Linked DNA regions of Mus musculus: region 1 is linked to region 2. A link is a loop called in an ENCODE intact Hi-C map of the cell type or tissue named here. Cell type or tissue: left cerebral cortex. All regions are shown on one strand. Links, peaks and the distances in the headings refer to the core of each region. The heading gives the core; the rest is flanking DNA.

Region 1 (7,469 bases), core at 1,242-6,241, 1.1 Mb after region 2:
CTATAATGGGCTAGATACCAGGCATTGCCCTCAGGGGAAGTAGTTGTGTAATCTAAAGTAACTTGGGGAGATTCCACAAAGGACCTTTCACCTGATGTAGGAACAGGGCCTGAGAGAACCCAGCATTTACTTCCTACCCTACTTCAAAAACAGAGCTGCAAGATTTCCACTGTCTCCATCTCTGCTGCCTTACCCAAACCACTCTGTCTCCTGTCTGATTAATCCAGTCACTGCCTGTTGGTCTTCTCCTTCTCCATGGGCCCTCGTTCTCCTTACATCTGGTCTCACATCAGCAATCGGTGGTGTTCCCAGCCCCTCCAAGGCTGCAATGGCTCCCCATTGCATTTGGAGAAAAAGGTAAAGCCATGATAACAATCCACAACCTGCAGGATGTACAGACTCCTCGTCACAAACCTATGACATCACGTCCCCAACACCCCACACAGACAGACATGCCCATCTCTGTGTGCACCCTGCACTTTGCCCGGGTCTGTAGCTCTCTGTCTGGAAGATTCTTCTCAGATATCTGAGTGGTCCTCCCCATCTTCCACTGACAGATCATCCCTTCCCTGTGTGGACCTTCCCTGAGCTTCTCTTTAGATTGTCCTCCTGGTCCACTAGAACATCTGCTTTTTTTCTCAAGGGTATTTGCTACCATTACTATATCATCTATAGACTGTGTGTTTTACATCATATTTATATCAAATGCTTTCTTCTCTCAGTAGAATTAAAGATTAAGTCTCAAGGGAAAAGCAAGGCCTGTTGTCCAAGGAGACATCCAAGCTGTAATGGGGGTGGGGCAGGTTCTTCAGGTATGCTCTGGTTAGAGGCTGCTTCTGGAGAAGCTGTGGGTGGGATTGGTGTGTCTTTGCTTTTCTCTGATTGGTCCTAAGTTAGAACCAAGGCCCGCCCATTTGTGGCCCATTGTCACATTGTTTCAACAATGATCTTGTGCCCAGGAATACTCAGCAGGCAGCTTCCTGGGCTGAGAATTGTGGGTAAGCAAGGTACTTCACTGGGAAGGTTGTGGGCCAGATCTATTTTCATATATATATAGCCCAGCCATCATTTGCTTACATGGCTCTCCCCCATCACTAGAATATAAACTAATATCAAAGACACAGTTTGGTTCACTGCTGTGTCTGAGCTATGTCCTCACAGCTCAGAATGGTGTCCTCGTATTTTGTAGACACTTGGTAGCAGTTAGCTGATTCTGGGTCTGTTTGTCGAGATCTAGATAGAAAAGCTGTGGCTACCACGGATGAGTAGAAGACACAACTCTACCTGATTCAGCCCATCCTTCAAATGTTTGCCAAGTGCTTGCCACATACTGTGGTGACCACTCCAGGTTGCATAACACAGGTACAGCCTGAAAATGTATCGAATGGTCGTTCTGCTGCTTCGATATATGCTCAAAATGAATCCTCAACTTTGATTTCTTCCATCCTTTTATGCCCTTCAGGTTCAAGGTCCTACTTTCAGATACCACTCTAGTCCATGTCTACTTTCCTCTAGCCCTCATGCAGTTCTCAAGACCTACCCATGTGGTAAGAAAGGGGAGCAGAGGGGGCTGTTTGAGGGGAGGGAGGACTAGGATCAGAGAGGAATAGGGAAGATTAGGACACAGGTGCTCACCACTGCACCAAGATCCCTGGTCTCCTCTGTGAGCTGGTCATCTTCCGAGTTGGGTCATTACCATAGAGCAAGTGTCACAGCTTGTCCTGATCCAGGTGACACATAGGAAAGTCTGGGTGATCCGGGTCTCACTTCCCTCCCCACTTGACTTTCTCAGTGTTGTACAGAAGAGCCACATGAGACTGTGGCTACAGTACCTGAGGCTGGTCCTCCACTTGGGCATCTCCAGTACTTTTTGACAAAGGCTCCTCAGTAAGTACACACACACACACACACACACACACACACACACACACTCATACACATGTACACTCATGCACAATTCTGAGTTACCTATTCCTCAACAGAGGAGATTCCATGCTTAGGTCAATTTACCTTTCAGATAGAGACTCAAGGAAATAATTTTTTAAAAAATGAAATGGGACAGTTTATCCACAGCCTACAGTTTATCATGGCAGACCCAGGGCAAGCAGCTAGTCATCCATGGACCTCAAATTCAAGGCCAAATATGCAGAAGGAAGTGGGGAGAGCTTTGATCTCTCTCTCTCTCCTCTGAAGCCTCCTGCTAGCCTTGCCCCATTCCTTGGACTCCTCTAGTCTCAGCTGAGGACAATCAGCTTTCCTCTTCACACAAACCTGGGCTCTCTCAAAGCCTGGTCTCCTGCCATCACAGAGAACAGAGAGCTCCCTACATCCACTTTTTGTATCCTTAATGGTCTGGTAAGCTGCTGTGAAGCCCCAGTGGCCTGCATGCTGTCATACAAGTTCATTTTACTTGCATGGATGCTGAGAATTTCTGAAGAAGGTGTTTGAGTCAGGGCTCCATAGACTTAAAAAAAAAACCCCTCTGAAATGGGTAATCAGCCACTTCACCCACTTTAACCCCACAAGGGAACGGCTCAACCTTCTTTTGCAAGATTTATACCCATTCAAGGGAGTTCCCTGGCAGCCCAGTGTTATTAATAAATCATGTCTCCGGCTGGGTCAGTTTTTACAAACGTCTGCTTTTCCTAAGAGGCTGTGCCGGCTCAAGCACACAGAGAAAACCTGCTTCCGTGCTCTCTGGGCCCCCACAGCAGGGAAATGGGTGGCTGCATGGATGGATGGCTCCTCACTGACACTTGCTCGTAATTATTACACTAAGGCCTCTGCAGCCGGGCAACAGGACACCGAGAGCAACTGAGACCTGTGCAGCTTCCCATTCTGACAACTTTTAGCTCCATGCTCAGGCTAACATGGAGTTTGAGGTCTACCACTGGGCAGAGCGTCCCTGTGTATATACACTTAGACCTGATAGCAGGAAGTAGGAAGAAGCAGGCAGGCGTTGTATTATTTCAGACTGATATTATTTCAGCTTTGAAAACAAATGTATTTCATTCCACGAGTCATCTTCATTTGAAAAGCTAAAATGAAAAGGTCTGACAATCCCAAGAGTCATCAAGGAAGCAGGGCAACGGGACCGCTCAGTCTTTGATGCTGGAGCCACCATCTTAGAGCTCTGCGACCGTGTCCTGCCATGGCTCTGCCTCCTCCCACTGGGGCAAAGTCGTAGAAGGGCATCAGGTAGAGAAGAACTGGATCACCGCTGTGAGCCCAGAATGATGGTCTCCCACTTTTATGAGTTTTTACAAGGCAAAACTAATCTATAACGATGAAGAGAATAGTGGTTGCCTCTGGGAGATGCCTGCATACGAACAGGGTGAACAACTCAGATCGGCATGCTTTGCCAAATGCAAGATAGCGCCAAATAAAACAAAGTAAAATAAAACAAGAACATCATATTTCTTCTTCCCAAATAAATGGCTCACGTTGTACCATCTATGTCTTTTGCAAAGGTGTGCAATGTTGAGCTGTATTTATTTATTTATTTTACAAGTTTATTTGTTTGTTTTATGTATTGGAGTACACTGTTGCTCTCTTCAGACACGCCAGAAGAGAGCATTGGAGCCACCATGTGGTTGCTGAGAATTGAACTCAAGACATCTGGAAGAGCAGTCAGTGCTCTTAACCACTGAGCCATCTCTCTCTAGCCCTTGAGCTCTATTTATGAGTGAACACAGGACAGACGTGTTAGAGGAAATGAGGTGGGGGTGCTGAGCTGAAAGTGCTTCCTGGCTGCCACTGTGAAGAACGAAGAAAGGGGGTAACTTGGCATTCAAATGTAGACACTCTCTGATGATGAACCCAGGTAGCTGTGAGCCTAGAGAGAAACAATCCCTGTGCCATTTCAGAAAAGGACCTCTATGTTATCAAACCCCACTTCAGAACTATTTTTAAATGTTCTTGCAGGTCCCTACTTGGGACTCTGGTTGCCTGCATCCTTTTTGCCCACGTCCGTGCGCCTGCACCAAACACTGATACTGTCCCTGTGGAGTTTAAGGAGCTACTCCCCGCCTCCACCGCCCACACAGGCTTGCCCCGGCCCTTGGTGAGGGGGCTGGCAAACACACACCTGTTATCTCCCTGTGTGTTTAGGGACTGGTGCTTCTCCAGCTGTGCCTCTGTGCTGGGTACTGGGCTCGGGCCAATTCGGCAGCTGGGTTAATGGGCCTTTCCACCTCCTGGCACCAGTTTTTGAGTTGAATTCATATATTTCCCCGGTCACTAGAGGGCAGATAATAAAGCAATCATGGGAAACAAAAAATTAAACAATTCTGTTTGCACCCACGTCTCCTCTGTTCTGTGCTGATGACTGGGGAGGGGTGAGGAAGGCTGGGAGATGTAACCCCACCCCCCACCCCGAGGTGAAAAGCAGTTTGTGAGGAGCCCAGACAGCCTTTCCATGCCCGCCTCTCCGCCAAGCTGTGCAGCCCAGACACTTGGGGCGTCTCTGGATAGGAAGGTTTGCAGGCTCAGCAAGATGAGAGGGCCATGGAAATTTCCTCATTCCTTGTGACCATCCAATAAATTAGGTTCAATTTCTAGTGGGGTTACCCATTAGGATCTGATTTATTTTTGTTTTAAAACGATTCTTGTATCCACCGTAAGAAAAGGAATTCATTAAATAAGTGCAGAGGTCATTGAATCCACCGGGCTGGCAGAGAGTGTAGACACAGACAAACTGTTCGGGGGATGAGGAGGGGCTGCCATTTTAATTGTGTGGGAGCCAGCAGACACTAATTGATGCATTTGTTCACATTAGGCCAGTTGGCTCCTTTCTTCCCTCTTTCTTCTCTCGGGCACATAAGAACTGCAAAAGTCTTCTCCCTGGCTTCTCTTTGTAAGCCTGGGTTTGAGGCAAGCCGGGCTCCTGCCACTGCAAAGCAGCACAAGTGGCCTCTCTCGGCTCAGGATCCCACCAGCACTTATGCTAATGTGGGCACATTATGGTAACAAGTACCTAATAATAGAGGGAAATTTAATTCCAACAGCAGCAGCTTCTCACTGGAGAGGAGCCATCCTCCTTCCGAGGACTGAAGCCGCCGCCGCCGTTTGCATATGAGGGTGGCAGGGAGCCAACACACTTGCCTCCTGAATTTGGTTTCCTTCCCTTTATTCACGTCTATAATTGAGCCTTTGTAAGCCGAGGGATGTGTGTAAAGGAGCTAAATTTGGAGCTGATTTCGGGAGGGTGGGGGCAATGAGAGCTCTGGAGGCCAGCTTTACCTTATGTTCATCATGTCAACCAAATTCTTGGCCCCGGTCTGGGGGTGGGGGAGCCAAACTTGCCACTTCTGCTACTAATAAGACAGCACCAGACGCGTGCAGGAAGGATCGGGTAGGTGAGAGAGGATCAATCCGTGAGCAGGGAAAAGAATATGACTTCTCGAATTTACTAGTTTCTTATACTAGTTTGTAAATAGGCAGTGGGAGAGGAAATGACACCCTAGAGAGCAAGCCTACAGGTGGGAAGGAAGAGCTGAAGTATAGGGCGGGCAGACAGGCAAGCCACGCCCACAAGTCTGTCCCAGCTCCACTGGGCACCCAACTCAGCTGTGTTACAGCCCCAAACGGTCAGCCTCACGTTGGATGAGTGGCCAAGGTGCTGACCAGTACTTAAAAGGACACTGGACACACTTCCGGACTCTTCTAGCCCAGAACACACGAAGCAATCCCCTTAGGTGGAATTGTCTTTTGGTTACCTGGATCTACGGCTTCTCCATCAAAGACAGAGTTCATCTGGATAGATTCCTAAGGCAAAGAGACTGCTTCAAACACAATTCCAAGGTTCTCCCCAGCCAAGGCTACCCATCCTCACAGGCTAAGTTCCTCAGGAAAGACTTGTTTTATTTTATTTATTTAAAAAAACGACAACAACAACAACAACAACAACAAAAAAAAAAAAAAAAAAAAAAAAAAAAAAAAAAAAACCAAGGCTAAGCCCAGACTAGTCTTGAACTTGAAATGTAGCCAAGTCTGCCTTTCCTGCTTTTACCACCATGCCTGGCTTTTCTTGCCCAAAGCAAGCTTTGAGAATATTGATTTATTCGACATCCACTGGGCCATATGTTAGGGACACCATGGTGAACCAAGCAGGTACATCTGTCTACATAACTTGCCACTGACCAACAGAGGTTACAATGAAGACACATGGCTATGCTAGGAGGAGTGTTGAATGCCATGGAACACAGGTGGCCGGCAAGTAATCCAGACTTATGGGTTAAGAAAGAGTCCTGAGAAAAATACTACCTAAGCTATGTAAAAGCAAGAGTTGAAATGCAAAGTGACTTAGACTAAGATTCACATCTCTTGGGGCATCGCTGTCAGGCAGAATCAGAAGTAGGCCCTCAGGAGCACTTACCTTGAGCCTTGGCAACCCTGCCACATACTGCCCTGCAGCTACCTACCTTGCCCCTCACAAAACCAACAAAACCAAAGCCAGGTCTTCCCTAAGCCCCACCCTCCATGATCGGTATTGTGTGCCATCCCTCAGATAGATCTGAACTCTGTCTAAGGTGCCTGTCCCCAGTCCATGGGCAGCTTTTCACTATATGATACCCCCCATACACACACACAAAGTGGCAAAAACAAGGTCTTCAGCATGCTAGCAAGAAACTATTTAGGGAGCAGCAGTCTTTTCAACGTGGGTTTCCCTTATAGGTACCATCTATCCACTTCCCCATAGCTCTTGGATGCTGAAGAGAAGAAGTGAGAATCTCATGTGTTTCAACTACTAGACCATCTAAAAAGCCCCACATTTTATGTCACGAGGGTTTATTTATTTATCAATGTGGCATAGTTTAAAGGCCATCTATGAGTGGCATTACCCAGGTACCCTAGGGTGCTTCTTTTAGATGGTAAGACCTTGGAGTCCCAGGGTTAATTCTTCGTTCCATTAGTAGACTAACCTGAAAGTAGAAGCACTAAGATATTGAGTGCAAATCAAAGATCTTCCTTTAGCTGCACTGATGGCTACCCCTCCCCATGATACATATTTACCAAAAGTATGTGTCTTAGATCATAACAAGGTTTGTCATGGGGGTATCAGAGAAGAGATAAGGGAAGTTATCAAGTTTTATTTCTTCCCAATGAGTCTATCAAGCTCAGTAAGAGAAAGCAGAAGAGAGTAAGATGTGAGTGCTCGTTTGAGTGAGAATGGCCCCCATAAGCTCTTATGTTTGATTGCTTGGTCCTCCTTTGTAGAATTGTTTGGGAAGGATTAGGAGGTGTGGGCTTGTTGAATGAGATGTGTCATTGGGGGTGGGCTTTCAGGTTTTAAAAGCCCATGCCATTCCCTTCCCCGCTAAATCTCCCATCCCTCTCCCTCTCTCCCCAGTGGTTGCATCTCAAGATGTAACCCTCAGCTACTACTGCCCCAGTGCCACACCTGCCTGCCCATTGCCATGCTTCCCACATGGACTCAAACCCTTTGGAACTGTGAGCCCCAAATAAAT
Region 2 (7,257 bases), core at 1-5,000:
CTATTATTTTATAAAAATATTAAATAACTAAGTATCAAATTCAATGTTCTATATCAAAAGCAGTTAGCAGACTTTACTGCAGTTCTTTAATAATATTCTAAATGTCTCTTCTCTGACAAGTGTTTCTACTACTCTAGCTTGCCACTGAGCTAAGAAATGAAAACAAGAAGCCACACTGTGGGTTTGGTAAACTACACTGCTATAGCTTACACTTACTGCTTAATACCGCCTTTGTGCTTTGAACAGTCTAACCACTGATACCTATTTCCTTATTTGTCAATAAACTGAAACCTATTTACTCCTCAAAATTGTTACAGGTATAAAAAATACATTTCACATCCTCCTTTGCTGAACATTACAAATCACATCTAAGAAAATTATTTTCATGTTCAGTCAACATGAAACACTAATACAGACTGTAACCGTCCATGAACCAATTCAAGTAATATTTAAGGCAAGTCATTTTGAAGATTTAAGGGCTAGTTGATTCCTTTTTCAGGGGCCGTGGGTTCAATTCCCAGCACCCACCCACATCAGCTAACTATGGTCTGTAAACTTCAGTTTCAGATGGTAGCTCCCACTACCTCTTCTGGCCTCCTTGGGTACTGCAGGCCATGTACTACAGAGACAGACAAGACGACAAAACCTTCACACGCATAAAATAAAAAAATAAATCAATGTTTAAATGAAATGTTTATATGACAGAAAATACTCTCCTAAACTTAATTACAATCCTGGACATTTTCATATTACGACAACCTGTAAAACAGCCTCTTCTTTTTTTTGTTCAGACCTGGTGGGCTTAGCACTCAGGAGGCAGAGGCAGGAAGATCACTGTGAGTTCTAGTCCAGCCTGTCTATACAGTGAGTTACAGATCACCAAACAAGCAAGGCAGCATTTCTATAGCAGCGTTAATAGCTTTTTATTTTCAAGGATTGCTAAGGATGGAAGACTGACAGGAATTCAAGGCCAGCCTGGATTAGACATCAGACTCTTCAGGACAGGTAGTTCAATGAAGACTATGCCATCTGTCTTCTCTCTCTCTCTCTCTCTCTCTCTCTCTCACACACACACACACACACACACACACACACACACACTGAAGTAACCAAAAAAAGTAAAAAAAAAAAAATGCTCTAATAAGGTTAAATTTTAAATTTCACTCTTTTTTTCAAGTAGCCCTGGCTGGTCTGGAACTCAGTATGTGTCCAAGGTCATGACCCATTTTTCTGCTTATACCTCCCAAGTGCTGGGGTTACAGACCAGGTATGGGTTTAAAAAATTCTAACTTCCATAATGAAAATGTAATATAAAGTATGACCAGGAGTAAAGTAAATGCAGAACAAAATATGAAAGTACACGGAATTATTACTGACTTTGGGTAGTAACAATTGAAATGATTCAAATTTTCTGAATTATGAGATTTGTTTTCCCCTTCTTGTACACATGTGAAATTTAAAACACAGAAACCATCTGCCGTTGTTTTATTAGCAGTTGGGGAATAACAGGAGAACTTGTAAGAGAGTACTGACATCTTTATTTCCAGCCGATACACAGACCAGATTGTGGTGCACACAAAGAACCTTCAGGCCCAGAGTCTAAAGATAAAATACAATAGTGATAATCTGACGGTATATTAAGAGCGGAACAAACTGCCTTTCAAGTTCACTTGAGAAATGTATGACAAAAAAAAAAAAAAACACTGAGAGGGCATCCTTGTATTTAAGTCAGGGAAGTTAACAAAGGAAGGGCTTTCCCAGGAAGAAAAGATAAATAGGTTTATAAAACTAAACTGGGAGCTATAATAGAAAAAAATTTAAAAAGGTTCTGAAATTTACTAGTCGAGTTGAAGTAATGTTCAAAAGCCTAAGGTATCTCGAAAACTTGTCTTAAGTTTTCTTTTTTCAATGTAACTCCACTTCCCCCAATACTCTTGGTTCGACAAAGCTGGGGTTAAAGGGAGAGGTGAAACACCGGAACCAAAACACAAAATTACGGCTCCAAATCACCGCTGTAACTACTTAAGTATTTATAATTGCTAAAATCATTCTTCGACTGTAACCCATCCTAAACCCCCGCCCCTCTCCCTAGAGAATAAAGCTCCCTTAAGCCCAACTGAGTCCCCCCCAGCAGGTACAAAGTGCCAGGAACCGTGTCCCGCCCAGCTGTCAGTGCCTTCGCCGGCTGAGAAGTCCCAGGGAGTGAACTCCGGAGCGCTCAGCGCCGGGAGCACGCGAAAGCGAGGCTCGGGAAGCCGGCTGCGCCCCAACTCCTTTTTGTTTTGTTTAAATCGGCCTGCAGAGGGAGGAGCCGGGCCTCGCCCGCGGGCCTAGTCGCCGGGTCAGGCCGAGCAGCGCCTCCCGGAGCCGGCCAAGTCCACCCCCACCTCTTTCGCCATTCATCGCTTCCTCCCCTCCCCCCCATCATGTGACCGCAGCCTGGACGCCAGGCTTGTTTTTCCCCCTTAGCGCAGCCCCACCGCGCACCGCGCAGGCGCCTCGGAGCCCATTCATTCGAACTGCGTAACAATGAGCCCCGGGCCCGACGGCTCCGCGAGCTCCCCCGCCCGGCCCGGGCCCCGGAGGCAGCTTCGCCTCCCCGGAGCCCCCGGCCCGCTGGAGCTCGCGGCCGGCGTCCGCCCTCGGCCCCCGCAGCGGGGAGTGGCGAGGCAAACTTTCCGGAGCCCTCCGGAGCGCCAGGCCCCTCCCCTGCCCCGGCCCCTTCCCCGCCGGCCCCCACCGCGAGCGCCACCGAGCCCCGAGCTCCGCCACCCCCACCACCCCGAGTCCTGGGAGCCGCGGCCGTCCAGGCTCGGAGAGCTCCCGGGAGGCCCGGACGGCGGGTTCCGCGCAGGGGATCCAGTGCCCAGAGTCCCAAGGGTCTCCGCTCTCGCGGCCGCTGCCCGGCCCCGAAGCTCCAGCCCCTCCCTTGCCCACCCCCCACCCCTCAGAAACCCCGCGACCACACAGAGTCAGGACGCAGGCCGTCTGTCGCGACAGCGTCGCCAGCTGCTTGCCTGCGCGTTTCCCGACGGCTGCCCACCTCTCTGTGGCGCGCCGCGACTCCCACCGCCGCGTTTACTCCTCAGCCGAAACTTTCCTACTTACCAAACCCGTCGCCATTACCAAGTCTTTCAAGCTTCGTCTTCCCCCTCCCCTGAAGCCCCCGGGGGGCTGAGCCTTCGTCCACCTTTCTCGTCTTTAATTGGTCTGAAGAACTGCCACTCTAAGGTTCCGCCTTTCCATTGGAAAGTGCCGTAGTCCGTCTCGGTGGGCGGGCATGTATTGACTTTTCTCTTGTGTTTACTGGAGAAGGTGGCTTGTCAATCACTACAGAAAGCGCTTTGGATTGGATTGCTGCCGAGACACGGGGGACGGGAGCCAAACTTTGCTATCGAAGTGGATTGTGGGTTAGTAGTCTCAGCCTTGCTCCTTAGCTGAGGAAATTACCGGGGGGGAGGAGCTGACTGAACTACATATCCCAGAGGTACGCGCACAACGCAGTCTTGATAGTAAACAAGAGTCATAGGGACACGTGTATCAGCTCGTTTGTTTTGGTGTCTGAGACAAAAGGGAGGGGGCGGAGGATAGGAGTGTTTTAAAGCCAGGGCCACCTCTCTTCCTTTAGGCCTCCCAGAGGGCCTAGAGCGTCCTTGGTTGGGTATTTCAGCACCCATTCCAGGCCATAAACAGCAGAGTCGCTTGCTGCTCAAAGTTTGGCTGGTGGCCAAGGTATTGTTTTAGTGCGAGGGGAAGAAGATGACTGCACAAGCGGAAGCAGTGCAGGCTAGCCAGGGACTTGATCACTTACAAATCACGGCCCAAGCACGTTGGGGATTACAAAAGTTGATTCAGTACTGCCCTCCCTTAGCAGATGAGCTAGACAGATTTTTTTTTTTTTTTTTTTTTAAACTTAACCAGCCCTTGACTCAATACGCCGCCAACAACAACTGGGGAAGATTTACCAGTGTCCAGTTTGACCAGAATTAGTTGAGACACAGCCAAGTGCCATGTACTGTAGGGTTTAAGAATGAGACAGTATCGGACTCAAGAATTTATACAGCTGTTTAGAGTACTGGACTATTGCTTTGAATTTGAGGCATTCGAAGCGATGTTTCCTTATTGGCCTACATTTTCTTTTAAATTAATACAGAGGAGTGTAGATAGACTGTATTTGTCCGAAGTTAGTTGCTAGGTTACTTGTGTCTTTGGTGAATATTTTTAACTGTCTCTCCCTCCCTAAGCGTTCAGACAGAAAACTGCCTTTCCACTCTGTTTCTACTAGAAGTTCCTCCTGATTTTTCTAAGGGAGTTACCAAAAGTGGGGAATGGCTTTTCTGTGTTAGTTGCTTCCTTTTAAAGGAGGTTGCTCATAGCATCTGGGTGCAGTCAGTCTGTAATTGGCATTTTTACTATTCACATTATAAGCATTACTATAGGCATTATTGAGCTTTTTTTCTTTGAACATGAAGTGTTTAATCATGTAGGGTATGGATTAGGTTTTATTTCTTCCTATTACTAGAAATGTGCTGAAATTGAGAAAGAAAGGAGTACGAATTCTGCTCAAGTCAATTTAGGGAAGAGCTCGAGGTCATCTTTCAAAACTGCCCGCATTTCTAGACCTGAAAGCTACAGAACAAAACCAGTAAACAAAAGATTTACTGGTACATGGTTGAAACAAGGTTTCAAATTCCTTTGAGTTCTGCTTTTGGACTCTTGAAGTGGAAACTATTTCTAAAATAGCCGGCCCAAGTGAGCAGGGATTGATACTCTGCTCACAAATATTCTGTTCACAAGCATTGTTTTCCTCAAAATAATCCAGAGGAAAACCCTCCCAAAATGCCTGACCCCCACCCCCGAGTAAAAAAGTAAGACCCTAGTGTACAACTTTCAGATACTGTAGAGTGATCCCAAAAAGCATGACCGTGCTTCACTCATTTCGTGTTTGTGGTACTTCTGTAGTGGAATTCCAGCAAGACCCATAACTTAAAAACAGAAACACCAATATTAATTTCTTAACTAAACAATAGTAGCCTCTATTCTTGGAGTATGCTTAATATTTTAAAACTAGTGCCTGTGATATTCATATGTTCTCAAAACTAAAAGGTTGTGTTTCCAAAACTGAAAGCTTGAAAGCTTGGGCCACTGACTTACCCGGTCCTCATGAGCATGTATGTAAACTCCAACACCAACTTCCCCTGATACTTAGGAAAAGAGGTGGGGGGGGGGGGGGCTGGGGCTGGGGGGTCCAAACGTAAAAACACTCTCCAGGACTTTCCAGGTTTTACCAAAAGCCGTAGTGGGTTGGATTGTTTTGTTTTGTTTTGTTTTGCTTTTAGCTGTAAATTACCAGGGTGGGAAGAATAAATTTGACTTCAGATAAAGGTATTGCATGTTAATTATGATGTCTTACTAACTGTAGATGTTTCCCATTCATTCATATATTTAATACTATTTATTGACTCCTTCTGAAAATTCAAAGATTTAAAACATTTGTCATAGTTTATCTTATGTCCATGCCATTAAATATAAGTTAGATTAAGATACTTTAATCAGAGATAAATGCACTTATTAGAATCTACCCCCACCCCCAACTTGCAGCAGATATTTAATCCATTGGACTTCCTTGAGGAACTAAGTGAACACCTAGTGCCGTGTGCATATTTAACATGATCATCATTTAATTCTTGGTTAACCAACAAAAGCAGCCAACTCAAAAGCCAGAACAAAGATCAATAACATCTTAGAAAGTCTTATTCTTCAGATATTTTCAGGCTAAGATTAACATTAAAAAAAATTAATGCCTCCTCTTGGTTACTGTGTATATTGTGCACATGTATAAAATCTGTTAACATGTGAAAAAAAATCAAAATACCAACAGTTTGAAATTGTTTTAAACAAATTTTAGTTGGTTAAAGATGGTTAAAAAATAGTTTTAAGATTAGAGAAACACTACTTAGAATTTATTTCATCTATCTAGAAGTAAAATTAAGCAGTACTCCTGGATCTCACCATCTCTACAACAATTGCTACTTTGCCAAACAAAGTAGAAGAGAAAGCCCGTGACATCTACTTGAATATTTATGAACTCACTAGTCTCTTTATCAAAGGGTTCAACAAATACTACAGTTGAGACCAAACCAGAGTTCAAATACTGTCACCAAACTTTCAGATAGCATTTTAGTAGAATATTTAAACTCACACTAATAGCTCCCCAGATTATTTTACTGTTCGAAAGCAAGTTCATTTTATAATTAACTTAGTTCAAAGCATTCATGTAACATGTGGAAATGCCTAGAAGATAATGAGCGTCTTTTTTGGAGCTGAGTCACAGGTGCCTCAAATCTTTGATGATGCAACTAGAAGTTTAGATTTTGTTCAGGTGCCCATAAAGCAAGGCCCATCAGGAAGAAGAATCAATAGAACCTGAAGCAAGAATGATTGTTGGGTTTCTTGCTTAATAACTGAGATTACTCATGTCCCCATTCAGATATGGGATATGGGAGAGAGAAGATCCTGGAAGTGGGGGAAAGGTTGGTTGGAATTTAGATGACAAGCTTGCAATGGTGACAAGACATTTGATTATAGGAAACCTATAACAGTTGTATATATTCATTTTTCTTTGGACTTTAAGAGGTGACAGTCTATAGAAATAGTTGAGTACCCTCAGAAAATAGAGGAGATTCCTAATTTTGGCTATCATTTGTTCTCAACAGTTCTTGGAGATTTGCCCAATTTGGTATAAATGAAATGAGAGTAGTCAAGCTGAAAAGACAATTCTTATGTCTTTTATTAAAAGTGCTCTAGGCTGGGCAGTGGTGACACATGCCTTTAATCCCAGCACTTGAGAGGCAGAGGCAGGCAGATTTCTGAGTTCAAGGCCAGCCTGGGCTACAGAGTGAGTTCCAGGACCGCCAGGACTACACAGAGAAACCCTGTCTCGAAAAATCCTAAATAAAATAAAATAAAATAAAATAAAAATAAAAAAGTGTAAAGTGTTCTAGAATGGAGAATTCTTGTTTTCTGACAAAATTCTTAATGACATTTTTGACATTTCTATTTGGAGGGTCAGTATACATTTTTTATTCACTACCTAAAAGTACTTCATTTTAAGGATAACTAAATTTCATAAAGAGCCTTTAAAACCATAGGAATAGTTTCTATGTCCACAGCTATCATAATACTATGCTAATACTTTATGACAATGCACCCTCCCCCAGTCACATCATGTCTGCCGCTCTCCATCCCGGGAACCAT

The links. Hi-C counts contacts between places; a loop is a spot of excess contacts. Peaks named below come from ENCODE experiments on the same cell type or tissue, not always from the same donor. Only the 100,000 strongest peaks of a DNase experiment are listed, where the experiment ranks them.
Region 1: it touches region 2 in a loop (9-fold over the local background); 1 of 42 quality-filtered maps calls a loop at or near these places.

What each region holds. Positions count from the first base shown.
Region 1 is chr12:33,030,830-33,038,298 of GRCm38, forward strand. Cdhr3 (cadherin-related family member 3) reads right to left here. Exons shown (of 20, transcript NM_001024478.1): 18 at 5,718-5,766; 19 at 4,088-4,239; 20 at 2,967-3,319. The coding sequence ends at 4,091. All of the region lies in intron 2 of Gm40874 (a long non-coding RNA gene), which reads left to right. Among named protein-coding and RNA genes, the nearest start is that of Gm40874, 39 kb to the left of the region's middle. In left cerebral cortex, for the core only: a CTCF peak has its summit at 4,253 (motif pointing right); DNase peaks (open chromatin) are centred at 4,478 and 5,033.
Region 2 is chr12:31,947,088-31,954,344 of GRCm38, forward strand. Hbp1 (high mobility group box transcription factor 1) reads right to left here and starts at 3,158. Exons shown (of 11, transcript NM_153198.3): 1 at 3,109-3,158. The coding sequence starts at 3,123. In left cerebral cortex, for the core only: CTCF peaks have their summits at 593, 2,313 (motif pointing right) and 3,825; DNase peaks (open chromatin) are centred at 572, 2,409 and 3,349; H3K4me3 peaks cover 2,499 bases; H3K27ac peaks cover 2,547 bases.